Regions from separate parts of the Homo sapiens genome. Here regions 1, 3 and 4 are each linked to region 2. A link is a contact called in ENCODE Hi-C or POLR2A ChIA-PET data. All regions are on one chromosome and are shown on one strand. Each heading gives the region's core, a stretch centred on a gene start or an enhancer-like site at or near the end of the contact. The rest is flanking DNA. Distances are from core to core; before and after follow the strand shown. Region 1 holds the start of GALK1 (galactokinase 1). Region 2 holds the start of GRB2 (growth factor receptor bound protein 2). Region 3 overlaps SAP30BP (SAP30 binding protein). Region 4 holds the start of UNC13D (unc-13 homolog D).

Region 1 (5,925 bases), core at 2,494-4,993, 360 kb before region 2:
TTTGGAGAGATGAGGTCTCCCTTTGTTGCCCAGGCTGGTCTTGAACTCCTGGTCTCAAGCGATTTGCCCACCTCAGCCTCCCAGTGTTGGGATTACAGGCGTGAGCCACCACACCTGGGCCCCATTCTTTTCTTAACAGCTTTATTGAGATATAATACATACCATATAATTCACCCATTTAAAACATAAAATTCAACAGTTTAGGATATTCACAGGCATGTGCAACCATCACCACAGTCCATTTTAGAACATTTTCCTTACCACAGAGAAACCTGCCATCCTTTGGCTCTGACCCTGCTATTCCCTCAGGCCTAAGCAACCGCTAATTAACTTTCCATCTGTAGAGATTTGCCGATTCTGGATATACAACAGGTGGTCTTGTGTGACTGGCTTCCTTCACTCACCATAATATTTTCAAAGTTCATTCTTTTTTTTTTTTTTTTGAGACGGAGTTTTGCGCTGTCACCTGGGCTGGAGTGCAGTGGCACGATCTCTGCTCACTGCAAGCTCCGCCTCCCAGGTTCACGCCATTCTCCTGCCTCAGCCTCCCGAGTAGCTGGGACTACAGGTGCCCGCCACCACGCCCAGCTAATTTTTTTCTTGAAGGCTCCATCCATGTTGTTACACGTATCAGTACTTCATTTCTTTTTATGGATTAATATTTCTATTGTATAGATACATCACTTGTTTTTTTTTCCCGAGACCAAGTCTCACTATGTCACCTAGGCTGGAGTGCAGTGACGAGATCTCGGTTCACTGCAAACTCCACCCCCCGGGTTCAAGTGATTCTTGTGTCTCAGCCTCCCGAGTAAGCTGGCATTACACATGTGCGCCACCATGCCTGGCTAATTTTTGTGTTTTCAGTAGAGATGGGGTTTCACCATGTTGGCCAGGCTGGTCTGGTCTTGAACTCCTGCTCTCAAGTGATCCGCCTACCTCGGTCTCCCAAAGTCTGGGATCACAGGCATGAACCACCACATCTGACATTTGAGCATCTTTTCATGTGCTTATTGGCCATTTGTATTTATATTATTTGGAAAAATGTCTCTTGAAATCTTTTGCTTTTTTTTTTTCTTCTTTGACACAGGGTCTCTCACCTTCTGAGTAGCTGGGACCACAGGTGTGTGCCACCCAACCTGGCTAATTTTTTTTTTTTTTTTTGTAGCAGTGAGGTCTTCCCACGTTGCCCAAGTTGGTCTCAAACTCCAAGCCCCTGAGATATACATGATTTGCAAGTACTTTCTTCCATTCTGTGAGTTGTCTTTTCACTTTCTTGACAATGTTCTTGTCAGGCCTCTGAGCCCAAGCTAAGCCATCATAGCCCCCGTGACCTGCACGTATACATCCAGATGGCCTGAAGCAACTGAATATCCACAAAAGAAGTGAAAATAGCCTTAACTGATGACATTCCACCACTGTGATTTGTTCCTGCCCCAACCTAACTGATCAATGTACTTTGTAATCTCCCCCACCCTTAAGAAGGTTCTTTGTAATTCTCCCCACCCTTGAGAATGTACTTTGTGAGATCCATCCCTGCCCGCAAAACATTGCTCCTAACTCCACCACCTATCCCAAAACCTATAAGAACTAATGATAATCCCACCACCCTTTGCTTACTCTTTTCAGACTCAGCCCGCCTGCACCCAGGTGAAATAAACAGCCTTGTTGCTCACACAAAGCCTGTTTGGTGGTCTGTTCACACGGACACGCGTGACAGTTCTTTGTTGCAGAAAAATATTTCACTTTGATGAAGTACAGTTTATTTTTCTGTTGTCACTTGTGCTTTTGATGTCATATCTAAAAAACCATTGCCTGGCCGCATTGGCTCACACCTGTATCCCAGCACTTTGGGAGGCTGAGGCAGGCAAATCACTTGAGGTCAGGAGTTCAAGAGCAGCCTGGCCAACATGGTGAAACCCTGCTTTTACAAAAATTATCCAGGCATGGTGGAGGGTGCCTGTAATCCCAGTTACTGGGGAGGCTGAGGCAGGAGAATCGCTTGAACCTGGGAGGCGGAGGTTGCAGTGAGCCAAGATCGCGCCACTGCACTCCAGCCTGGGTAACAGAGCAAGATCTGTCTAAAATAAATAAATACGTAAATAAATAAAAATAAAAAAACATGACTAGGTGTGGTGGCTAACGCCTGTAATCCCAGCACTTTGGGAGGCCAAGGTGGGTGGATCACCTGAGGTCAGGAGTTTGAGACCAGCCTGGCTAACCTGGTGAAACCCCAGTCTCCACTAAAAATACAAAAAATTAGCCGGGCATGGTGGCACGTGCCTGTAATCCCAGCTACTCCGGAGGCTGAGGCAGGAGAATCGCTTGAACCCGGGAGGCAGAGGTTGCAGTAAGCTGAGATCACGCCATTGCACTCCAGCTTGGACAACGAGAGCGAAACTCCGTCTCAAAAACAGAAACCAAATAAACATTTCCTAACCAATGTCACAAAACTGTACCCCTATGTTTTCTTCTAAGAGTTTTCAGAATTGCCCTTGGAATGCAGTTCCCCACTCTTTGGGCACACCCCTGAGCAGGCCCCAAGCTAAATCCCTGGCCATAACTCCCCACACTACTCCCACCCTAACCCCAAGCAAGCTGCTTACATTTCAGTCTTTCAGTTTCAAGGTTCCATGTAGGGTGGGCAGCTGTGGACAGGTATCAAGGCAGCAGTTGGGGCCGGCCAGCAGGTTTAGGATGCAGGATAGCAAGAGAAGAGTGCCTGACTGGGAACAAGGCCACGCCTCTGAGACAAGGGCTTCTGGGCTGAAGTAGTGCCTGCTGGGGCCAACAGCACAACCTACCTGGACAGCTGTGGCAGGTCCTTAAGGGAGGGGCTGGGCCCACTGCTGGCCACCGCCACCCTAGTCCAATTCTCCATTGCTAGGAGCTGTTGCGTATTACCTAGAAAAGGAGCTTGTAAAATTGACTCTCTGGTCACCACCAAACTTGTCTTTTTTTTTTTTGAGACAGAGTTTTGCTCTTGTTGCCCAGGCTGGAGTGCAATGGTGTGATCTCAGCTCACCGAAACCTCCGCCTCCCAGGTTCAAGTGATTCTCCTGCCTCAGCCTCCCGAGTAGCTGGGATTACAGGCATGAGCCACCATGCCCAGCTAATTTTGTATTTTTTAGTAGAGATGGGGTTTCTCCATGTTGGTCAGGCTGGTCTCCAACTCCCGACCTCAGGTGATCTGCACACCTCGGCCTCCCAAAGTGCTGGGATTACAGGCGTGAGCCACTGCGCCCGGCCCAAACTTGTCTGTCTTTATCTCTACTTACAGTGAGTGTCAGGTCACCCTCTTGGAGACCGGTGATCAGAGGCTGATGACCTCTCACAGCTGCTGGCCCTGGGGACCTAGGGGATCCCTTTGGGAATCCCAGGTCAACCGGGTGCCAGCTCCATTGCTCTGGCTGTGTGGGTGGTGGTGGGTGGTGAGGCACATAGAAAGTCACCAGCGCCAGGGAAGGGCAGCTCAGAAATCCTGGTCATGCCAAGTGCCACTCAGGGCTATTCTCACTCTAGTGAGTGCTCATTGGTTCTTCCCGAAGTCCAGAGGGAAGGACACCATCGGGGGCGCTGTATCCCACCCGGCACCATTAGCCCCTGCCACCCACCACCCAGCAGCTGGATTCCCACGGGAGTTGCGGGTGGGGGCGGAACCGGCTGAGGTCTGGGGGCGGGGCGTCCGGGCGCGGGGCGGGGCTGGCGGGAATGTGCGCACCCCCGCGCGGGGCCCCGCCCGAGCATCCCGCGCCGACGGGGCTGTGCCGGAGCAGCTGTGCAGAGCTGCAGGCGCGCGTCATGGCTGCTTTGAGACAGCCCCAGGTCGCGGAGCTGCTGGCCGAGGCCCGGCGAGCCTTCCGGGAGGAGTTCGGGGCCGAGCCCGAGCTGGCCGTGTCAGCGCCGGGCCGCGTCAACCTCATCGGGGAACACACGGACTACAACCAGGGCCTGGTGCTGCCTATGGTGAGGGGCTGCACGGGGAGCCCCTAGCCCGCCGCCGCCTGTCCCGGCCGCCGAGGAGGGCGGGCCTCGGGGACGCTGGGGGCGAGTTCTTCCCGCGGGAGATGTGGGGCGGGCAGCTGCGCCTGGAGCACCGGTGCACGGAAGAGTCCCCGGGACAGGCTGTTCCCCACGTTGGAAGGGAGGAAGCGAGGAAGTGGCCGGGAGAGGGTGCGCGGCCGCCTCTTGGCTCAAGCCCGCCCTCTGGGGGCTGGGGCTCCTCGCCTTCAACCTGGGAGCATGTTCCCCTTAAACTGTGAGGCCCTGTGTGCCACGCAGAAGGGGACACTCCGCGCCTCCGGCCACCGTGGGGCCCCAACCGCAGACCTGGGCGAACGTAGCCTTCTGGCCCAGCCCGTTCAATTTACAGAGGAGGAAACTGAGGCCTAGAGAGGCCCAGTGAACTGCTGGAGGTCACACAGCAGGTTCTTGGCGGGGCTGCGACTTGGGAGTGAGGACTCCCAGCTTTCAGCGGGGGGCGCTTTCCGCCCCATCTGCAGCTTGGGGAGTGCACAGGTACAGGATGTCCAGAGCCACCCCAAAATGTAAAGGCTTTGGAGCTCCAGTGATCTGTTTTCCCTTTGGGCTAGCTCTCCCCCTTGCCCCACAGCTCAGGGCAGAGTCCAGGTCTGTGCTCCAGCTGCAGCCGCCCCGCCCCTGAAGACCTAAGGGGGCAGGGCTCAAGCCCCCAAGGTCAGCTGGCCCTCAGGATCTTCCCTGCGACGCTGAACCTGGAGGTTCAGAACCTGATGACTGTGGAGGCATCAGAACCTCGGCTGGAGGCAGTGTCATTGGAGAGGCTTACTCCAGCTGGCGGAAGCCTCACGTACTGCTTGTCTCTCCTGCCAGGCTCTGGAGCTCATGACGGTGCTGGTGGGCAGCCCCCGCAAGGATGGGCTGGTGTCTCTCCTCACCACCTCTGAGGGTGCCGATGAGCCCCAGCGGCTGCAGTTTCCACTGCCCACAGCCCAGCGCTCGCTGGAGCCTGGGACTCCTCGGTGGGCCAACTATGTCAAGGGAGTGATTCAGTACTACCCAGGTATGGGGCCCAGGCCTGAGCCAAGTCCTCACTGATACTAGGAGTGCCACCTCACAGCCACAGAGCCCATTCATTTGTCTGATACACTGTGGGGAAGGCTTGTAGAGTGGAGCATCCCATTGTACAGATGAGGAAACTGATGCCCCCAGAAGGTCGGGAACTTGCCCTGGGTTTCCCGTGACCTGATTGGAGGAGCCAGGATTTGAACCCCAGCCTTTTTTCCCTCCAGAGCCCTAAACCAGGAGGACAATTAGAAGTGTCCCAGCAACCTCAGAGGGTGGGAAAATGGAGGGCAGTGGGTCCCTTGGCCCAGCAGGTTGGTGGCTTCTGACAATTGAGACACACACCCTAGAAACAGCTGCTAGGCCGTTGCTGCCCTTCCCGCCAGGACACCTGCCCTTCCTGTGCCATCCTCCCAGGCAGCCCCTCTTACCATCACCTGTTCTTTCCCCTGCAGCTGCCCCCCTCCCTGGCTTCAGTGCAGTGGTGGTCAGCTCAGTGCCCCTGGGGGGTGGCCTGTCCAGCTCAGCATCCTTGGAAGTGGCCACGTACACCTTCCTCCAGCAGCTCTGTCCAGGTACCAGCTAGGCCCCAGCCCTGACCCAGCCCTCCTTCCCTGAGGTCTCCAGGTGGTCCCAGCTTCTACTATGCCTTATGGAGGGGGTGGCAGGGACTCTCCCTGGAGTGTCATTGAAGCCACTGCTGCTTCCACCAGCCCTAGCCTCCCCACCTCACCCTGTACTGCAGACTCGGGCACAATAGCTGCCCGCGCCCAGGTGTGTCAGCAGGCCGAGCACAGCTTCGCAGGGATGCCCTGTGGCATCATGGACCAGTTCATCTCACTTATGGGACAGAAAGGCCACGCGCTGCTCATTGACTGCAGGTTG
Region 2 (6,127 bases), core at 415-2,914:
AAACAGGCATGGTGGCTCACGCCTGTAATCCCAGCACTTTGGGAGGCCAAGGTGGGCGGATCACCTGAGGTCAGGAGTTTGAGACCAGCCTGACCAACATGGAGAAACCCCATCTCTACTAGAAATACAAAATTAGCTGGGTGTGGTGGCACATGCCTGTAATCCCAGCTACTCGGGAGGCTGAGGCAGGAGAATCCCTTGAACCCGGGAGGCGGAGCTTGCGGTGAGCCAAGATCGCGCACCATTGCACTCCAGCCTGGGCAACAAGAGCAAAACTCCGTCTCAAAAAAAAAAAAAAAAAAAAAAAACAAAAGGCTGATTCCATTACTCTTTCCTCTTTCCTCCCTGCTTTCACTTTGCCGTTCAAACCAAATCCTTCTTGATTAGCTCAGCACCAAGTACTGGCTCCCTCCTCAGCCATCCCTATGTGTAGTTCAGTGGCACTTGGGGCCAACTGCTTGTCTTACAGATTAGGCAACTCTAGATTACAAAGCACTGAAAGCAGGGGCTTCATCTGGTTGGTCTTTGACCCTGCAGAGCCCCTTGCACACAGGTGATGCTCAATAAATACTTGGTGAAAGCACAATTCATTTTCTGTGTTTCAATGGGCTTCTTTTCTCTATAGAATCAGATGCTTGGTTATTCTCACCTCAGCGCTATTTTGTTGGCTTCCAGAAGGCACAGTAACGCTAGGTGTGTTGTGTTCTATCCTTTAATTGGAAGAGCTTTGGGAACTGAAAAATAAGAATTATTTCTCCAAGCCTCATCTTCTGCCACTCCCCCGTACTCACCGGCCTCATACAGGAATTGAACTACTTAGCACTGCACAGAACACGACTTTCTCTCTCACGCCTCCGTTCCTCTGTACTTAGCCTCTGTACTTACGTGCCATTCCCTTTCCCTGAAATGCCCTTACTCTGGCTTCTCTGCCTGGCAAATTCCTACTCATCCTCCAAGACTCAGATCAGACATCGCCGCATCACATCTGTGAAGGCTCTTCTGCAATGGGCAGTGTAGCAGTACCCCCTCCATTTTTTTAGCTTCCTCAGCAAACTCCAAATAATTATAACAGTACTTATGGCATTATTTGTTTATTTTTCTTCTACTTCCTAGACCGTGAATTCCTTAAGGGCCAAGATTTCTGTTCTATCCCCAGCACAGTGTTCGGCCTATATTGGAGAATCCGGTCCGTACAAACTCTGCAGTGATTCAATCAATGAGCAAACAAACTCACCAATCATTCAACACAGCAGAGTTTGTACGGACCGGATTCTCAAATATTTTAAGACCTGGTCCTCTATTTGGAGTGCTTCATTCTGGAAGATCTCTTCCTCCCCCAAGCCCCTACCCATCCAACTGCCTAGGTTTGGTAGAAGAGGAAAATAAAGTGATTAGACGGGGGAAGAGTCCTTCAGGGCTAAGCTGTCATTTACCCGCTCTGGCACCGAGAGGGTTACGGCGACCCGGGGGCGGAGCCGTGCGGAGGCCACCTGCTGCGGGGAGGTCTGGCGCATGCGCCCTGACACCTAGCTGGTTCCCTACCCGCAGGGGCCCGGCTGAGGAGGAGCGCTTGCGCTCTGGGCCTTTTCCGCCGGGGGAAGTCTCGCGGGGGCGGGGCGGGGCCTCGTGGAGAAGTTCTCGCGGGACACCGACGGGGAGCGGAAGCCAGGAGGTATTGCTGCTTCGGCGACCGGGCGGCGGCAGCGGCGGCGGCGGCTGTGGCAGAGTCTGTGCCTGTGGCGGTGACGGCGGCGGGAGCAAGCGCTGCCCTCGCAGAGCAGCCTTGGGGTCGCCGGCCGCTCGCAGCGTTGTGGAGGGGCGGGCCGGACGCTGAGCGGAGCAGCTGCGCCACGGTGAGTACGGGAGGCTGCGCTCGGCGCCTCTCTCGTGCCTTTTCCTCTTGGCTCTACAGCGGGAGTGGGCCCCGGGGGAACCGGGACCGGCCCCGGGGTTCGCGTCGGGGCGGCGAGGCTTGGGACGTGGAGCGCAATCCCCGGGGCTCCGGACTCTACGTTTCCCCTTTTGGGGCGCTTCCTTCCTGGGGACCGTCCTCCTCCGGCTCTTGGCTCTGGGCAGTCCGGGGGAAGAGGTCGGGGTTCTCTGGCGAGGTCCCCTGCCTTCATCGGGAGGGTTTGCACGGAAGGGGCCCGGGAAGCCCAGGCGGGCCGAACGCCGACCGAGTCAGTCTACCCGAGCCTGGCGGCGGGGGACTGGTGTGGGCTGCAGCTGTGGTGATTGATGTGCCTTCGACCTGCACGGCAACCACGTCACCATCTCCTGGCGTCTTTGGGCTTAATTTTGTGCGGGAATCCACTTTGGGGTGGAACGTTTGCTGCTGGAGCCGGGGGAGATACCTTTATTCTGACACTTAAAAAAAAAAACTATTTGAAAAATATTTGTCAAGAAAAATTCAGCAGTAGCAGGTTGGACTGCACCGAGGAAGGATTGCGGCGAGAGCGGGCGCTGGTAATTTTCATTTGCAGCGCGCCCTCTCTATGATTGTAAGCCACACATGAGTTATGGCTTGTTTAGAAAGTTTTTCAAGGCTGGCTTCAAACGCTGTGAAAGTGCAGTTTGCAGGGGACTGAAGTGCACTTGAGGTCTGTCTCTTTTTGATGCTGTTGACTTTCCGAAATGTCAGACACATGAGAGAAATTAGCATTAGTCTATTTTGGCTTTCTTACTCCTCTTTCTCCAGTTATTTCCTTCCTTCTCTATCTGCTTCTGTCCTTTCCACTAGGGACACGAAATGCTTGTGTAATGCAAGTCATTTGCCCCTTCCTCCCCCCACCCCCCCCTTTTTTTCTAATGTACTTCCCCTTCCTCCTTGTAGTCCCCACTCTGGCGTAATTTTTCGAGGTTTCTTCCCTTTCGTGCTGTTCGTTTTCTCTCATTTCAAGATTCCGTCTTTTTCCTCGGGAAGAGACTCTCTTTCCTTGCTTTCGTTCCTTTACTTTTGCGCGTCCCCTGCGTTCCCTGCAGTCAGCCAGAAGGGTTGCTAGAGAGCCGTGGGAGGCTGAAGTCCCCTCTCTGAGAACGGGGAGGCTCAAAAGATTGAATTCATCCCTAAGAAATCAGTCCTGCCACTAGGTCGCAAGTGTGGTTTGCTTGTATTATTTTTGTCTTTTACTCTTTTTCTTTTAAGATTATGCTTCTGTGCCTGCTTATGTTTTCTTCTAGTATGTCTTTATAATAGGAAGATTGGGTCAGCTCAGTGACTTTTTTTTTTTAGGCAGAGTTTTGCTCTTTTTGCCCAGGCTGGAGTGCAATGGTGCTATATGGGCTCACTGCAACTCTGCCTCCTGGGTTCAAGCGATTCTCCTGCCTCAGCCTCCCGAGTAGCTGGGATCACAGGCGCCCACCACCATGTCCAGCGAATTTTGTATTTTTAGTAGAGATGGGGTTTCACTGTGTTGCCCAGGTTGGTCTTGAACTCTTGACCTCAGGTAATCCACCCGCCTTGGCCTCCCAAAGTGTTGGGATTACAGGCGTGAGCCACCGCGCCCGGCCAGAGTTAATTCTTATAATCAGCTTTCTTCTACTAAACACAAGCATTTATTTATTTATTTTATTTTTTTGAGACGGAGTCTCGCTCTGTCGCCCAGGCTGGAGTGCAGTGGTGCGATCTCGGCTCACTGCAGCTTCCACCTCCTGGGTTTAAGCGATTCTCCTGCCTCGCACTCCCGAGTAGCTGGGATTACAGGTGCTCACCACCACACCTGGCTAATTTTTGTATTTTTGTAAAGACAGAGTTTCACCATGTTGGCCAGGCTGGTCTCGAATTCCTGACCTCAAGTGATCTGCCCATCTCAGCCTTGGGATTACAGACATGAGCCACTGCGCCCGGCCTGAACTCAAACGTTTAAATGTTTGAGGCACTTTACTTCGTCAGCAAGTTATTCAGATTTGAGAGGCTTGCTGGGTTTTAAATACTACTGGTTGATGGTACTTAGAGATTCTTCTCAGTAATTGCTGTTATCATGTTGCATGTTGTCCATCAGAGTTCTAATTGTTACACATACAACAGAAGAGGAATGGATTTTGGAGAAATGAAGTAATACAGAATAGAGAGTCACCATGCCCTCCGGAGAGAAATTAATACTTGCTTAATTCAGAGGAACTCTCCACCATTACTGAATGGCTTTTGAGAGTCTGTATATATATATATATTTATATATATATATATTTTTTTTGGTCAAAGTTGCCTTTTTCCTAGTTGTGCCAAGTGAATACGCATTATTTTCTTTTTCCTTTTTTTTTTTTTTTGAGACAGATTCTCGCTCTTGTTGCCCAGGCTAGAGTGCAGTGGCACGATCTCAGGTCACCACAACTTCCACCTCCTGGGTTCGGGCAATTCTTCTGCCTCAGCCTCGCTAGTAGCTGGGATCACAGGCATGCACCACCACGCCTGGCTAATTGTGTATTTTTAGTAGAGACAGGGTTTCTCCATGTTGGTCAGGCTGGTCTGGAACTCCCGACTTCAGGTGATCCACTCACCTCAGCCTCCCAAAGTGCTGGGATTACAGGCGTGAGCCACCGCGCCCGGCCAATATGCATTATTTTCATTTCATGCAAGGACATTGTAGTGCATTATCTGGAATGCAAATTTTAAAATCTGGTTAAGGCATCCTTATGGTATAGCAGTTATTTAAAATTTAGTATCCATAAAAATCACTGGGAGATCTTTTTAAAATTAGGTTCTGGTAGAACTCCAGGATGTACCCCACAGTGAATCAGTCTCTGAATGGGTGGATTTTGATACAGATGGTCTAAGGATCAAAACTGTTGTTACCAAATGCAGCCATAAATAATAAGACTGCTGTGTGGCTTTAAGTAATTCAACTTAAAATTACATTTTTCTGTGTATACACAAAGTCAGTATTTAGAATAGCCTAATGGAATGAGTGACTATAAGCATGATTCATTTTTACATGTGTAAATTTTTTAGCATTCTTAATACTGTGATGTGGAGTGATTTAACTTGAAATTTATACTTAATAGGGTCATTAATTTGCCTACCAGAGAATTCTTCTGAGTCTGTAGACTCAGACGAAAGATTTTTCAGCTTTACAGTGGTGTGAAAGCAATAGCGCTCAGTAAAAACTATACTTCCAGTACCCATATAACTGTTTTGTTTTTCACTCTCAGTACCATAGTCAGTAAATTACAGGAGATATTCATCACTTTGTTATAAAATGGGCTTTGTGTTAGATGATTTTGCTTAACTGTAGGCTAATGTGTTTGGAGCACATTTAAGGTAAGGTAGGCTAGGCTAAGCTGTGGTGTTTGGTAGGTTAGGTGTATTAAAATGCATTTCCATGTAACAATATTTTCAACTGATGATGGTTTCATCAGGATATCTGCCTATGCAGATGGAAGCTCCACATTTACTCTTAGAACATGTAGGCTAGTATTTGAAAAGAGACTGAAAATACTAGTTAAGGTCTCTGGCTTATACTACATTATAATAATAAAATCATCACAGCCCACACTATAGTGGATAATTAGTTAGCTCAGTCTTTTGGAGAGAGCCAGAGACTTCTGCCAAGCATTTTACAACCATTATCTCTTTTAATTATCAAAATGACTTTATAAGGTAGTTGGCTGTTATTATTCCCATTTTCCAGTTAAGGGATACTAGGGATTACAGAGTATAAGTTACTTCTCCAGTGTCCCCTCATTAGTAAGTGGAAAGTGACATTTGAATCCAAGTCTAACTCCAGAGCGTCAGTAAGCTTTTTGGTTTGTGTTGTAACTACAAAAGTAACACATGCCTATTGTAAAAATAATGAAAATACAATTGAGGTGTATCATGCAGAAAGTAAAAGTGTTCTGTGATCTCGCTAGCAGAGATAACCATTGTTAGCCTTTTTTTTTTTTTTTTTTTTTTGAGACGGAGTCTCGCTCTGTCGCCCAGGCCGGACTGCGGACTGCAGTGGCGCAATCTCGGCTCACTGCAAGCTCCGCTTCCCGGGTTCACGCCATTCTCCTGCCTCAGCCTCCCGAGTAGCTGGGACTACAGGCGCCCGCCACCGCGCCCGGCTAATTTTTTGTATTTTTAGTAGAGACGGGGTTTCACCTTGTTAGCCAGGATGGTCTCGATCTCCTGACCTCGTGATCCACCCGC
Region 3 (6,568 bases), core at 1,400-3,899, 280 kb before region 2:
CCCAACTCCAAGTTCAAGAAGATTCTCCTGCCTTACGAGGACCCATTAAACCAAATGCATGAAGTAGCCTGGCCAGCTCAGAAGCCATATAAGCGTGCACGCTCAGGAGGAGGCCAGCGCTGCTGCACTAGGGTCTCCTAAGAAGACTGTGCTGTCTGTGTTGGTTCAGATTCCCATTGGTGTCATAGGCACCCTTGGGACCTACAAGGCTCTGGAGAATCAATCTGGGAATCTGCCTCCTGCTGGCTATACCTTATCATGTTTAGAATGTGATTCTTCTGCCCTCTGAGTCCAACAAGCTGGGCCATGAGCTTGCTGAGCCCTGGGTGCCTCTGTCACTGTGCCGAGCTTCTCCTAAAGAAGAAAGACAACAACCTAAGTTCTCTGGATCCTAAAGTGCTCGCTTGGTCAGGCGCAGTGGCTCACGCCTGTAATCCCAGCACTTTGAGAGGCTGAGGTGGGCCTGACTGCTTGAGTCCAGGAGTTTGAGACCAGCCTGTAGTCCTAGCTACTTGGGAGGCTGAGGAGAGATCACCTGAGTCTGGGAGGTCAAAGCTGCAGTGAGCTATGATCATGCCACTGCACTCCAGCCTGGGTGACACAGGGAGACCCTGAAATACCCCAGAGCTGCTTTTTAGTACCATTTACACACAACCATCCACTGAATCAAGTTTCATCCAATAAAAGTGACCTCTATTCAAACAGTAATGATATGCCTCTATAACGACCTCCACCACAGGGAGGACAGGCCTAAAGAGATGCCCTCTTACCAGTCATGTCTCAGATAGGAGGTATTTAGTATGAAAAATGGACCAAGCACCCATGACAGTTATCATGGAAGCCAGCCATGTGTCAGAAAAAACATGTGATGAACGATTTATTTTATAATTTAAAAAAAAGTATTTTATTTTAGATTTGGTGGTATATGTGCAGGTCTGTTACATGGATATATTATTGTGTAATGATAAGTAAGGTTTGGGCTCCCAGTGTACCCATCACCCAGAAAGTGAACACTGTACCCGGTAGGTAATTTTTCATTCCTCACCTCCCTCCCATTGAAATCTTTTAATTGATAGAAGTCACCTCTCGCCCACTGAAATATTTTAAATGACAGAATTAAGGAGACGGAAGAAAGGCTCGATTATTAAACTGCCAGTCGTTCAAGGCACTGGTGTTAAACCACCTGCTCTGGGGGAGATTCTCACTATGCCCTTAAAGAGGCAGGAAGCGGAAAGAAGGGCTGTGAGGATACAAGCAAAAAGCAACAAGAAAGCACTGTTCATCTCTTCCCCGCCAGCAGCGTTTTGAAATGCACAGGAAACACCTGTCTTGACTCGTATGAATCCACCCACTGGCCTTCAGGTAGAAATTCTCAGTTGGTTAAAGTAATGAGCTCATCCTGGATGTCTAGTCACCAGGCATCTGTCTACATCAGCCAGAGGGCATGGAACCCGCAGCCCAGAGACATGAGCAACAACACACAGCCAGAACAGGCTGAGGGCTTTTCACCCAGTTCCTAAGGAAGGTGAAAACAAAGCACCTCACCTAGGAAAGGAAGGCTGCTCCTGGGAGAAAAGACTAGGCCCACCTCTTCAGCCCCCTCATTCAATTCCAATCAAGACACAAGGAAAAACAGGCTGGGGGAGTTGGGAGGCTGAGGTGCGCAGATCACTTGAGGCCAGGAGTTTGGGACCAGCCTGGACAACATGGTAAAACCTCCTCTCCACTAAAAATACAAAAATTAGCCGGGCATGGTGGTGCATGCCTGTAATCCCAGCTACTTGAGAGGTGGAGGTTGCAGTGAGCCGAGATTGCGCCACTGCACTCCAGCCTGAAAGAGCAAGATTGTCTCCAAAAAAAAAAAAAAAAGATACAAGGAAAAACGAAAAGACAAAAACAAAAGCCAAGTTAGAAAACAGAAAGGAGGAAAGAGGAAGTATGGTTTAAACGCTGAGCTGGTGGAGGACACCAATCTGAGCCGAGGTCTCCTCCTCTGCCTGCACCCCTCATCCACCCAGACCCCACCTGAGACTAAAGGCCCAACAACCAGAGCAGGAGGCGGCTGCGGCACACTGGGCGCTGTCCCTGGAGAAGAATAGTGATCTCAACCTGCCAATTTGGTTTCTTAACCAACTGTGACTGAGACTTGGAAGATGCAACTGTAGGTCAGTGGCAGGGGCCTGGTTCTCAAGAATTACAGAACCTGGAATATGGTTCCTCCTGCAGAGAATACAAAAGTCCAGCCATTGATGAAGCTGACTGGAGCGCAGGAAGGAAGTAACAACAATATAGACCCACGAAACTGGACAAGCTGCCATTTGAGCTGGGAGGATTTACTCAGCAGAGAAGTACCAAGTCCTGAGTAAGAGAATGGAGGTTTATTTACAGCCAACAATGCTTCCTCAATCCTTCCTGGAACCGGCCCCACAAAGCTCCAGTGTCAAACTTGAGTTCCACAAAGGCAGCCGCCAGCATCTAGATCCCACCAAATCTAAACGTCATGTTTTCTTTCCAGCTTCGGGAGTAGCGGGCACAGAGAAAGCACTCTGAACAGGGGCACAGGGCAGCCAGCCCCGAGGCCACAGGCAAGAATGCTACAGACTGGGGGTTTCCTGTTGGGCAATGTAATCTTGCATCTTACAAGTACGTGGCAGCTAGGGAGGCAGATTAGTAAAATGACTCCTTTCAAACCTTTATTCTCTCAGACCTGGGACAGCCCATGGCCTGATGAGATCTCACTTCACGAGCACAATAGCTCCTTAAAAACAGATCCTCACTGTGGCCCACGAGCCTTGAGGATTCCCTGCTGCCCATTTCAGCCTCTTCCTCCCCTTTCTGCACCCAGGATCTTTGCAATGCCTGCTCCCTGAAATCACCTTCTCCCCACTCCTGCCTAGAAAGCCCCGTGTAGGCCTCAGCCCAGCCCAGGGAAGCCTTCCTCTACCCTCATGCTCACCTGGCCGATGAAGACAAACTACTCTACTCTGTGTACTCACAAAAATCACCAAGTCTAATAGTCAGCCTGGTCCACAGAAGGTGCTCAAGCACTGACCTCTCTCTGTCTCTCTCACACACACACACACACACACACACACACACACACACACCCCAAACACTGTCAGTTTGTCTTCTGTCAAGTTTAGGTTCCACACCTACCTTCAGCTGTTATGTTTTAACTTCAGACTCCCAGCCTGGTCAACTCCACAGTGAGTTTCATGTGTAGATTCACTAGAAATGTCAGACGGACAGGCAGCAGAAGAGCAGCTAACAAAAGGGCTAGGCTTGCAATAAAAGTCTGCCAAGGGGCAGGAGAAGGTGGGGAGGGGACACCAACGCTGAATTACAAAAAAATTTCAAACCCAATTCTTTGTTCATCTTTCTGCATCATCTTTTTTTTTTTTTTTTTCCTGAGACAGGGTCTCACTCTGTCACACAGGCTGGAGTACACTGGCGCAATCATAGCTCATTGCAGCCTTGACCTCCTGGGCTCAAGCAATTCTCTTGCCTCAGCCTCCCAAGTAGCTGGGATTACAGGCATGCACCACCATGGCTGGCTAATTTTTAAATTTTTTGTAGAGATGGGGTCTCACTATGTTGCCCAGGCTGCTCTTGAACTCGTAGGCTCAAGCAATCCTCCTGCCACAGCCTCCCAAAATGCTGGGATTACAGGTGTGAGCCACCACATCTGGCCCTGCATCCTCTTTCCGAACACTGGGCCTAATGCTCCTAAATCCTAAGACAAAAATAATTACTGTATAGTTAATTCATTTATTTTTTCCACAGATAATTTATTGAGCATGATTTATACACCAAGCAATGGGCCAAGCATTGAGGATAAAATATGAAAACTCAATCTAGGGGAATAAGTTTAGGTATTATGCTAAGCTCTTCAATTAAGAATCTCATTTTTCACAACAGTCCCATGAAACTGTGCTCTTAACCATCAGGCAATACAGCTGCTTCAGAACAACTGCTATGCCATCCTCCAGAAACCCTCTTGTGGAGGCATCAAAGTAATAGTCAAAACAAGGTTTTCTGAGATCAATGTGAGTCACTTCAGGTTGCCAAGAAAGCAACAATGCTGGATTACCTTTATAAAATACCTCCAAGTTCCAGAATAAAATGATGTTGGTTTGACAGAGACATGGTTGGGGGCTAGGAGTGAGAGCTGTCAACAGCTCAGCAAAGCCTCCAAACCCAATGCTGCATGGGAACATCCCACCCCAGAGGCCAGATGCCAGCCACCCCCACTGGAGAGCCCTGGAGAAAGCCCATTGCTAGCACATTTCCTTTAGTTGTATCCTGTCGGCCAGGACTGAGCCACTGCCGTGGGCACACTGCCTGCCTGGGAATGGAAACACTCAATTTATCAGAAAAATGGGCGGAAGTTGGTGGGGCCCTCTGGGACACGCTGGGGTTGCCTTTGCTTAGACCACTTGCTGATGGGAAGGCTCTGCTCCCAACCACAGAAGGTTTCTTTTTTTCTTTCTTTTTTTTTTTCTTTTTCCTGAGATGGAGTCCCGCTCTGTTGCCCAGGCTGGAGTGCAGTGGCGCAATCTCGGCTCACTGCAAGCTCCGCCTCCAGGGTTCACGCCATTCTCCTTCCTCAACCTCCAGAGTAGCTGGGACTATAGGCGCCCGCCACCACGCCTGGCTAATTTTTGTATTTTTAGTAGAGACGGGGTTTCACCTCGTTAGCCAGGATGGTCTCGATCTCCTGACCTCGTGATCTGCCTGCCTCAGCCTCCCAAAGTGCTGAGATTACAGGCGTGAGCCACTGCGCCCGGCCCCAACCACAGAAGGTTTCTATAGGAATGGGTGAAACAGGAGTTTGCCAAGACTTATTAAGCCGGCTATAGAATTGGCCTTGTAGACTGAAGACAAGGTAGGGAGGAGGAAGGGAAACAGTTTCTCTATTTGAAAAATCTGGCTAAATTTACAAAGCCCACGTGACTCAGCACGGCTCCTGATGTTGTTACATGGAACATGTTACAACCAACTAGACTTCAATGTAAATGCAGGGAGCTATTTCCAAGGGGGACTTTTGTTATCCGACTATTCCAAGTACAATCTACATTTGATTCAAGACACTTCAAGATTTTTGGTTTCTTGAAAGTTACAGAAGATGGTCAGAGAGGGCCATTCCCTTTTTGTCTTATCCCCAGAGTGTCAGGAACGGGTGTATCTAGGTCCAGAGTTTGCCTCACACCAAGGATCTGAGTCAAGCTCTTGGTGGTGAGGCCAGGACAGGCTTTTTCCCTTCAAGGCTTCCCACAAGAACAGTATCTCTGTGCTTTAGGTTGATATATTTGGGGGGTTGGGGGGAGCCTGGAGACAGACAAGGACAAAAGAGACAGCTTTGTGAGGTTGAGAATGCAAGTCTGGAAGGCACACAACTCTACATGGCTACCAAATTACAAAAGCATTCCATCTGAGAGGCTGGCCGACAAGCTGAGGAGTTAGTTACATCAACATCTCAGGCAAATATACTCGCAGTCCCTGAAAGTCAGGGTGACAGAAATGCAAACTGGTCATCATCGACACCGGTAGGAAGGGGACTGAGTTACTTAGAGGGCCAAAAAGAAGGCAAGCATCTTTGAAGCACAGCCCAGAAAATATTTACCTAACTCCAAAGTTAGGAATAGAAATGAGCAAAATCCTATTGAACCCAGAAATCACACAGCAGCATTTCAGGAGACATGGATGAAAATACAGAACGAAGGTCGGAAGTGCTGGATCCCTAAGGACAGGCAGTCCTCTGTATCATATAATTTCAAAGAAATGAGTCCCAGATGGGGAAGGAGGGGCCCAGCCACACCTCAGTTAGCAATCCATGGCATCTGGCCCGAAGGGAAGGAGGTATGTTGGGGCTTGCACGGCTGATGGGAGGGTGTACCAGACACGCGGTGGCTCCCTGTGGGCTGTGGAACCACAGGAGTGAGGTGGGGCTTCTGGGAGTCTCAGCTTCAGGTTACTTGGATCAACTGCCATCAAGAAGGCCCCTCTGGCAGTGCAATGGAGCCAAGGAGGGGTCAGAGGGAGAATAATGGTCATTGTTCCCCTTTGCATGAGATCACAACTTCCAACAACTACCAGCGCTTCTACCAGCAGTGTTCAGCTTATGATGTAGTGAGGCCTTCCTTGGAAGGTGGCAGGACAAAGCCAAAGCAGGCTTGGATTTCCTTCCCTTGCGACAATTGAAGAGTGACTTTCATGGCCTGCCTGCCTTTCTGACTCCTGCTCAGATCCGGTTATCACCCAGCAGGCCCCTAGAACCCCCAGAACCCTAGACCTCAGGCTGGGGTAGGTTCTTCCCAGCACAGCCACTCCACGAGCTTCTGGAAATTCCATGTCTCCCAGCTGTGCAAGGCAACCCTAGTGTTGTTGAGGAAAAGCCTAAAGAAGACCATCCATCGTGTTGAGCGCAGGGAAGTGCCGAATGCTACGTAGGCTTGGGCATTCTCAATAGTTCAAGGCCCACATTACAACTTCCAAGAGAAGGGTGGTGGATGGCTCACAAACCAGCAATGGTCAAGGGCCATTTCCTTCTCTGGTCCTGGGTGAGTCA
Region 4 (6,531 bases), core at 4,032-6,531, 440 kb before region 2:
ATCTCATGAAAGACTGTGAGATCAAGCAGCCCGTATTTGGTGCAAACTACATCAAGGGAACAGTGAAGGCGGAAGCGGGAGGTAGGTGATGGGAACTCAGGGACACGCATGGGGCCTGCAGGGAGGTGTCCTGGGAACCTCTGACTGCCGCCGTGGGGGCGTCCCCTTCAGACCCTTATCGCCCTAGCCATGACCTCTTCCCAGCTCTGGGCTGCCAGCTGGTGGGGTTTGATTGCCAAGAGGTGGGGAAAATGCTGGCATGAAAGACAGCAGCTCAGATCAGCTTTTCAGAGCGTGAAGTCTGCAGAAGCCTGCGGACTGAGTCAAGATGCTTAGTGCAACTTGGCGAGCGCATACAAATTTTAGACTCAGGAAGGAGCTGCATCAGGTTCTTGAGAGGGGCCTTTTCATGAGAGCCAGGAAGAGGCAGCTGCCTCTGGGAAGCCAGAGTCACCCTGCTTTGGGGCTGGCTTTTTGGCAGGCCCCAGAGACCTCTGCATTGAACTTGCCTTCCCCTTGACACCCAGCCAGGCCCGCCCTTGCTATTGAGACACTCTTGGTCCCCCTTTGGGCAGAAGCCAGGCTAGAGGGGCCGGAGTCTGTCCTTGGGCCCCCTTAGGACGAGAGGTCTGCTCTGAATTTTAAGGTCGGCTGTTGCTGAGTGGGCTTGTTCCTGTGAAGCTGCCGAGTGCTTGACTGGGGGCGGAGAGAAACCTTGATGTGGCCTTGGCACCCGTGTACATATTGGGCCAAGGGTGGGAGGACAGGCTTGTTCCAGGAAGGAGAGGCCATTGTTCCAAAGGGGGAAGCGAGTACAGCAGGGCCAGGCCAGGCTGCAGTGCTGGCTCCTATGCAGGCAGCAGGCTGGAAACCATGGCACCAGGAAGTCCCCATCACAGTGCAGGCCCAGCCCCCGCAGGCCTCCCGGGCGTTGGATGAAGTCCTGGAGAGGAAAACAGCCATCTCTTTGGGCATAAGTTTTCTTTTCCTGTGCTGTTTATTCACTGTCCTTCCCCTTTCAGGTGGCTGGGAAGGCTCTGCTTCCTACAAGTTGACTTTCACGGCAGGGGGCGCCATTGAGTTCGGACAGCGGATGCTCCAGGTGGCATCTCAAGGTATCCAGGCTCCGAAGATTAGGGGCTAAAGACACACTAAACATGTAGGGGTTTGGTATGAGTTTGCTTCCTTTTCGTTTTGCTTTTTCAAGAACTCAAGAGGTAAGTGTTTGGGCACCAGGCTGACCAGGCCTAGGAGTTGGGAAGGAAAGCTGTCATTGGCATCAGCTCTGTCCTGTACCTCAGAGACTGCGTTTCCCTGCCTGGGGCAGGTGGATGACGTTTTGACAAAGCTGTTTGGACTCAAGGACACTTTACTATGGCCTCATAAAACAAACACTAAACCAACCATTCGACTGCGGTTCCGCAGCCATTGAAAATGACCGAGGGATGGGCCAGCAGACATCCTCCGCCAGCTCACTCCTACCCCAGCCCTGAGCCTCCCTCCCGGCCTCTGTCCACCCTCCAGCCTTGCCCTTGACCTCCCTTGCCTTCCCCTGGCTCTGACCTCTCCCGTCCTCTCTCATCCCTGACCAAGGTGGCCCCCCGAGTATGGGTGGAGGGTGGAGTGGGATGGACAGAGGATGTCTGCGGGGCACATTCCTGAGACCCAGTAGCTCCCATCTGCAGGCAGCGGGGCTGCCCTCTCCCCGCCCCAAGGCAGGCCACGCTCATTTCTCTTTCCCCTTGTACTCGTAGCCTCCAGAGGTGAAGTCCCCAGTGGAGCCTATGGCTACTCTTACATGCCCAGCGGGGCCTATGTCTATCCCCCGCCAGTCGCCAATGGAATGTACCCCTGCCCTCCTGGCTACCCCTATCCACCGCCCCCACCTGGTGAGTGTGTCCTTTGCTGCCCCCACTCCCCTCATGAGCCCACCTACCCAGGCTCCCCCCAGGCCAGGGAGACTTTATTCCTTGAGCTGCTTCAGGACCAACGAAGGAGCTGGAGAGGCCCCCCTCACCCGGGAGGGGGCCGCAGCCGGGTGCTCACCATGTCCTTGTTACTCTCTCACCGAGCAGAGTTCTATCCAGGACCCCCCATGATGGACGGGGCCATGGGATACGTGCAGCCCCCACCACCGCCCTACCCTGGGCCCATGGAACCTCCGGTCAGCGGCCCCGATGTCCCCTCCACTCCTGCAGGTGAGGGCCCTTGGGTGCTGGCAGCCCTTCGGGACCAGCCCTCTCCTCCCCGATGTCGCACAGAGAGCCTCAGAATGGCCAGAGACTGCTGAGAGCCGCAGATGATGGATGACCCCTGGACTACCCCAGGGGCCCAGCAGGGCTGTGGCCTGGTGGAGCGGAGCTAGATTCTGGCCCCACCCCCATCCCTTAGCTATCCATGTGCCCTGGGCGGGGAAGGTCACCCTGTGTGCCTCTCGATCCTCTCATCTACACTCAGCTGGTCGGTCACAGTGGCACCTGGGGCATTGGCTCAAGGATTAGATGAGGTGAGACATGCGATGGGCCTGGAAAGGACCGTGCCAGCGCGTGGCATGTGCTCAGGAAACCTCACCTGCTGCTCTCATTGGTGGAACTGGACCCCCAGCACCAGCTGCCCCGAGCCATGGGGGCCCGGGGTCTCTTAGCTGAGCTCAGGGGGAGGAGAACTTGTCACCGACACCAGGTGTGTTTGCTCTCACAGCCGAAGCCAAGGCCGCAGAAGCAGCCGCCAGCGCCTATTACAACCCAGGCAATCCTCACAACGTCTACATGCCCACGGTGAGAGGGCTTGGCAGTGCCGGTGCAGCCCCACAGCCGCAGATGCTGGGAGCCGCAGGGGGATGACCGCACCATGTTTTAAACCTTCTAATGCAAGTCTCTCCTTTCTCCCTTCTTTAGAGCCAGCCGCCGCCACCTCCCTACTACCCACCGGAAGATAAGAAGACCCAGTAGGCCCTCCTGCCTCCCTGCCTCCCACCCTCATCTCTCTACCCTACCCCTCCCATCGGGGCTGTGCTGGGGCTTGGGGAGGGGAGGGGGCGCCTTGTTCTCCCTCCAGGTCTGATCATAAACAATTACCAGGAACTAGCATTGTGGGACATTAGGGCCCCCGGCCTCGGGAGAGGTGCCGCCCAGCTTCCCATGCCAGCCCGGAGCCCACAGTGCTGCCCAGCGTACCTCCCTCACCGTCTGGGGCTCTTCTGGGAGCACGGAGCATCCCCTGTTCCTGTTTCACTCTCAGCTTCTCCCCTCGAAGGGACTCTCTGGCCACCTCCTCCACCGCAGTCCAGCTCCCTCAGTCTGGCACCCACTGCTACACTCAGCCTCATGAGCCACTTCAGACCAGCCAGGTGTCTTCCCGGGCCCTGCCAGACCCTGCTCACATTCCCTCTGCTGGTCTGTGCTGGTCTCAGAAGGCCACCGCGCCCGCATTCCACTCAGCCAGGGTCCAGCTGCAGCCCCCGCCACCCTTCCTTCCCTTCCCTGTCCTGGGTCATGTTGTTGCCACCCTGTGTGACTTTTGAAGCTGTAAAATGAGCTTCCAGGGCTTGGGTGGCGTCGGGGCAGGGCCGCCGAGGCTGGGAGGAAGCCCTTCTGCCTTTTGCTGGTGTTTCTGGAATTTGCTTTCCCTCACCTCTCACTTCCTTCTAGAAGGAGCTTCCTGACTGGAACCAGAGAATGCATGTCTGTCCACTTGGTGGCTGCTGGGTGGGGCCGGGAACAAGGGCCCCTGACCCTGTGTGCTGGCCGGGACCTGCCACCAGCCCCCCAGCCTGCTTCTTCCCCTTAAGCTTTGTGCCCCTGGATGCGCTAACATTCACTCTTGTTTGTCCCTGGACTGGCCATGAAGTGAGGAGATGGTTATTTAAAGAGAATTCCCTATTTATTTGACAAAAAATCCAGTTAATATATTAATGTGAAATAAACCCTGTTTGCACCTCGATTTGTTTGCTGAAAATGTGAAATAGTAAAAATGAAATAACTGGACCCTTTCTGGCTCTGCGTGTGGTGACCCGGGGGTCTCTTCCGGAAGGAGAGCCGTCTGGCCGCTGAGGGCCCTGGAGACTTCTGGGACGGTTCCCTCCCATGGGAGGATCCCCATTCTCACGGCCCAGCCAGCCTGTCTGGTCCCCAAGACAGCTCTGGCCTCTGGAGCTGGTTCTTAACGGTTGTCGCTCAGCAGCTGTGTCCCTCCCCCACTGAGTCCCCAGGGCCTGGCTGGGACAGAGGTGGATGTGGCCCAGAGTTGGCCTTGAAGGGAGGAGTTGGGGCTGCCACCTTGTCCCCTGCTGGCTCCTCGAGGAATGGCAGCCCTGGCCTAAGTCCTGGTTGCTGGAGGGAGGAGGCCGAGTCAGCCCTGGAGCACGTCAGGACCTGTGACAGGGACACTGAGGTAGCCAAGCCGGCTTGCCACCACCCACGTCACGTGCCCTGCTGTGAACTTGAAGGGACAGGAGGGTGGGAAATGGCCAAAGGCCGTGACCAGGCCCACACGCCCGCAAGTCCCCCAGCCCAGCACTGGGCACAGGGTGGGCAGGCCACAGAGCTCTAGGAAAGCCCCATGCTGAGGCGCATTTTCCTGTCCCCCGGGAGCCAAGTCTGTCCTCAGGAGAGATCGGGCAGCAGCCCCTCTGCCTCCTCCTCCTGGCCAGCCTGGCCCAGAGCTCTCTGGGACTTGGCTAAGCCCCCTTCAAGGGTGTCTGAAGGGAGCACTGTCCTGACTGCCAAGGTGGGGGCAGGGGCACAGGGCTGTCCCTGCCCAGCACAGCTTGGCCCCGTCATCTCCAAGGAATGTCACCTGTGGGGCCAGGCAGGCTGAGCAACTGGCTGTCCTCCAGGGAGACGCCTCTTGGGAGCCCCCACCCTGGGCGCCACCACACCCCACCCCACCCCGCCCCGCCCCACGTCTGGACGCACTCGAGGAAGTGGGGTGAGAACCCCCCCGGGCCCAGGTCAGCTTCTCTCAGGGTTCAGCCCAGCCTGGGCACAGCACATGGATGGGGCAGGATGCTGCCCGCCTGTTCTGGGCCCCCCCGCCCCCTGCTGAGAGCGTTGTCCCCTTCCCAGGGCCTCTGTAGGAGGGTGGGGCGGGGCCAGGCCTGCCCACGGGGTCCACCTTCTGCTCCAGCCAGAGGAGGGTCCTGTAGGGATCCCAGCTGGGGAAGGTGCAGGGGGCCTGGGAGACTGCCTCTCCGAAGCGGTGAAACCCTCACCCTTCCGTCCCTCCCAGCCACCCTCCCTAAAACTTCCCCTGACAGAGGGTGGCAGCCCCAGGCTCTTTGCATAATCCTGTGGCTTCGCTGTCTTCACCCAGCACCAGCGGACAGGGAAGGGCAGAGAAGGCCACCATGGCGACACTCCTCTCCCATCCGCAGCAGCGCCCTCCCTTCTTGCGCCAGGCCATCAAGATAAGGCGCCGCAGAGTCAGAGATCTACAGGATCCCCCGCCCCAAATGGCCCCGGAGGTAGGAGTGACCTCACTGGGGAGAGAGCTGGCCTTGGGGAGCACTGTGGTCTCGGGTACGGGTGCCCTGCTGTCTGGCCCCACCTCTCGAAGGCTGGGACTGGGGACCAGCGACCCTCCCCTGCCTACTCCACCCTGGGGAGAGCCCCCTGGGCCAGCAGAGCAGGGGCTGCCAGATGGACTCTGGGCCACTGTGGGCCTCAGGCCCTGTGGTCTGAGGCTCTCAGAACCCCTCCCTCCCGGTTGGCCTGACCCCATCCCCTACTCCTCCAGCTTCAGAAGAGCCGACTCCATTAGGTGGGGGTGTCCCTGCTGTGGGGTGAGCTGTTCGGGGAGCAGCAGACCCCCAGGCCGACGTGGCACCCCCCTCACCTCCGCTGCCGAGCCTCACTTCCGCTGCTGGGTGAGGAGCAGCCGCCACTGATAAGCAGAGCTGTTTCCTCTGGGGAAGGGAGGGAGGTGGGGTGCGGGTGCGGAGGGCTCGCGCTGCTGGGCACCCATGGACCTCAGCCACGGCGGGCCCAGGGACGGACCTCCAGGAGGCCTGCTGGGGGAACAGGTGCGGGGCATCACTGGGGCTGGAGGCCGGGGTGCTGGGGCCCCCATACCCTTGGCCTGGATCAGGCCTCAGAGGAGCCATTCCTGTCCATCTGAGCCTGCTCTGGGCCTCCCGGGACACTGCCTTTCCACCTTGCTCTGCAGATCCAGCCTCCATCCCACCACTTCTCCCCCGAGCAGGTAAGAGTCAGAGTGCTGGGGTGCAGAGAGGTGGGGAGGGCGGCTGTGTGTCCTCCTGCCGGCCGACGCTGATGGCAGCAAGCAACTTGCGGTGGGGAGGGGACTCCTGGGTCTCAACTCCCTCCGCTGCACAAGCCGCCCTTGTCCTGCCCATGGCGAGAGGTGTTGGTGCCAGGGGTGGCTGGTGGGGTCCCCAAGGTGACCCCGTGTGTCTTAGCGGGCCCTGCTCTACGAGGACGCACTCTACACTGTCTTGCACCGCCTGGGTCATCCTGAGCCCAACCATGTGACGGAGGCCTCTGAGCTGCTGCGATACCTGCAGGAGGTGAG

What was found. Hi-C counts contacts between places; a loop is a spot of excess contacts on that map. ChIA-PET counts read pairs that join two places held with the same protein, here RNA polymerase II (POLR2A). Pooled maps may share reads with other maps.
Region 1: a loop to region 2 is called in a pooled map, with 4 times the contacts of the local background. The contact joins the promoter of GALK1 here to the promoter of GRB2 in region 2. A Hi-C loop is called at or near these places in 2 of 168 maps with a recorded cell type or tissue (ascending aorta and dorsolateral prefrontal cortex), 1 of 37 single-sample maps with no recorded cell type and 5 of 50 pooled maps. POLR2A ChIA-PET finds 5 or more read pairs at or near these places in 5 of 52 experiments (HEK293, HEK293T, K562 and 2 more).
Region 3: a pooled map shows a loop between it and region 2 (3-fold over the local background). The contact joins the enhancer-like site here to the promoter of GRB2 in region 2. A Hi-C loop is called at or near these places in 1 of 50 pooled maps. POLR2A ChIA-PET finds 5 or more read pairs at or near these places in 3 of 52 experiments (WTC11, activated B cell and activated T-cell).
Region 4: a loop to region 2 is called in a pooled map, with 3 times the contacts of the local background. The contact joins the promoter of UNC13D here to the promoter of GRB2 in region 2. A Hi-C loop is called at or near these places in 6 of 50 pooled maps. POLR2A ChIA-PET finds 5 or more read pairs at or near these places in 4 of 52 experiments (CD4-positive, alpha-beta T cell, GM10248, MCF 10A and 1 more).

The regions. Positions count from the first base shown.
Region 1 is chr17:75,763,010-75,768,934 of GRCh38, reverse strand. It overlaps GALK1 (galactokinase 1), which reads left to right and starts at 3,743. Exons shown (of 8, transcript NM_000154.2): 1 at 3,743-3,963; 2 at 4,849-5,038; 3 at 5,496-5,615; 4 at 5,786-5,921. The coding sequence starts at 3,799. RefSeq lists silencers at 3,579-3,768, 3,999-4,148 and enhancers at 4,259-4,488, 4,519-4,728.
Region 2 is chr17:75,401,215-75,407,341 of GRCh38, reverse strand. GRB2 (growth factor receptor bound protein 2) reads left to right here and starts at 1,664. Exons shown (of 6, transcript NM_002086.5): 1 at 1,664-1,853. MIR3678 (microRNA 3678) reads right to left here and starts at 1,273; the gene lies at 1,180-1,273. RefSeq lists a silencer at 1,427-1,606.
Region 3 is chr17:75,684,457-75,691,024 of GRCh38, reverse strand. All of the region lies in intron 3 of SAP30BP (SAP30 binding protein), which reads right to left. SAP30BP-AS1 (SAP30BP antisense RNA 1) reads left to right here and starts at 6,226. Exons shown (of 2, transcript NR_186496.1): 1 at 6,226-6,560. RefSeq lists enhancers at 1,889-2,388, 2,389-2,890. Within about 2 kb of position 2,649, at least 14 of the 41 ENCODE cell types and tissues checked have a DNase peak (open chromatin) inside an H3K27ac peak, as active enhancers do.
Region 4 is chr17:75,843,154-75,849,684 of GRCh38, reverse strand. It overlaps UNC13D (unc-13 homolog D), which reads left to right and starts at 5,281. Exons shown (of 32, transcript NM_199242.3): 1 at 5,281-5,464; 2 at 6,166-6,201; 3 at 6,419-6,526. The coding sequence starts at 5,348. It overlaps WBP2 (WW domain binding protein 2), which reads left to right. Exons shown (of 8, transcript NM_012478.4): 3 at 1-81; 4 at 1,023-1,115; 5 at 1,755-1,889; 6 at 2,076-2,198; 7 at 2,701-2,777; 8 at 2,898-3,986. The coding sequence ends at 2,951. RefSeq lists enhancers at 4,342-4,431, 4,562-4,641, 5,060-5,764 and silencers at 4,872-5,031, 5,042-5,101, 5,952-6,011.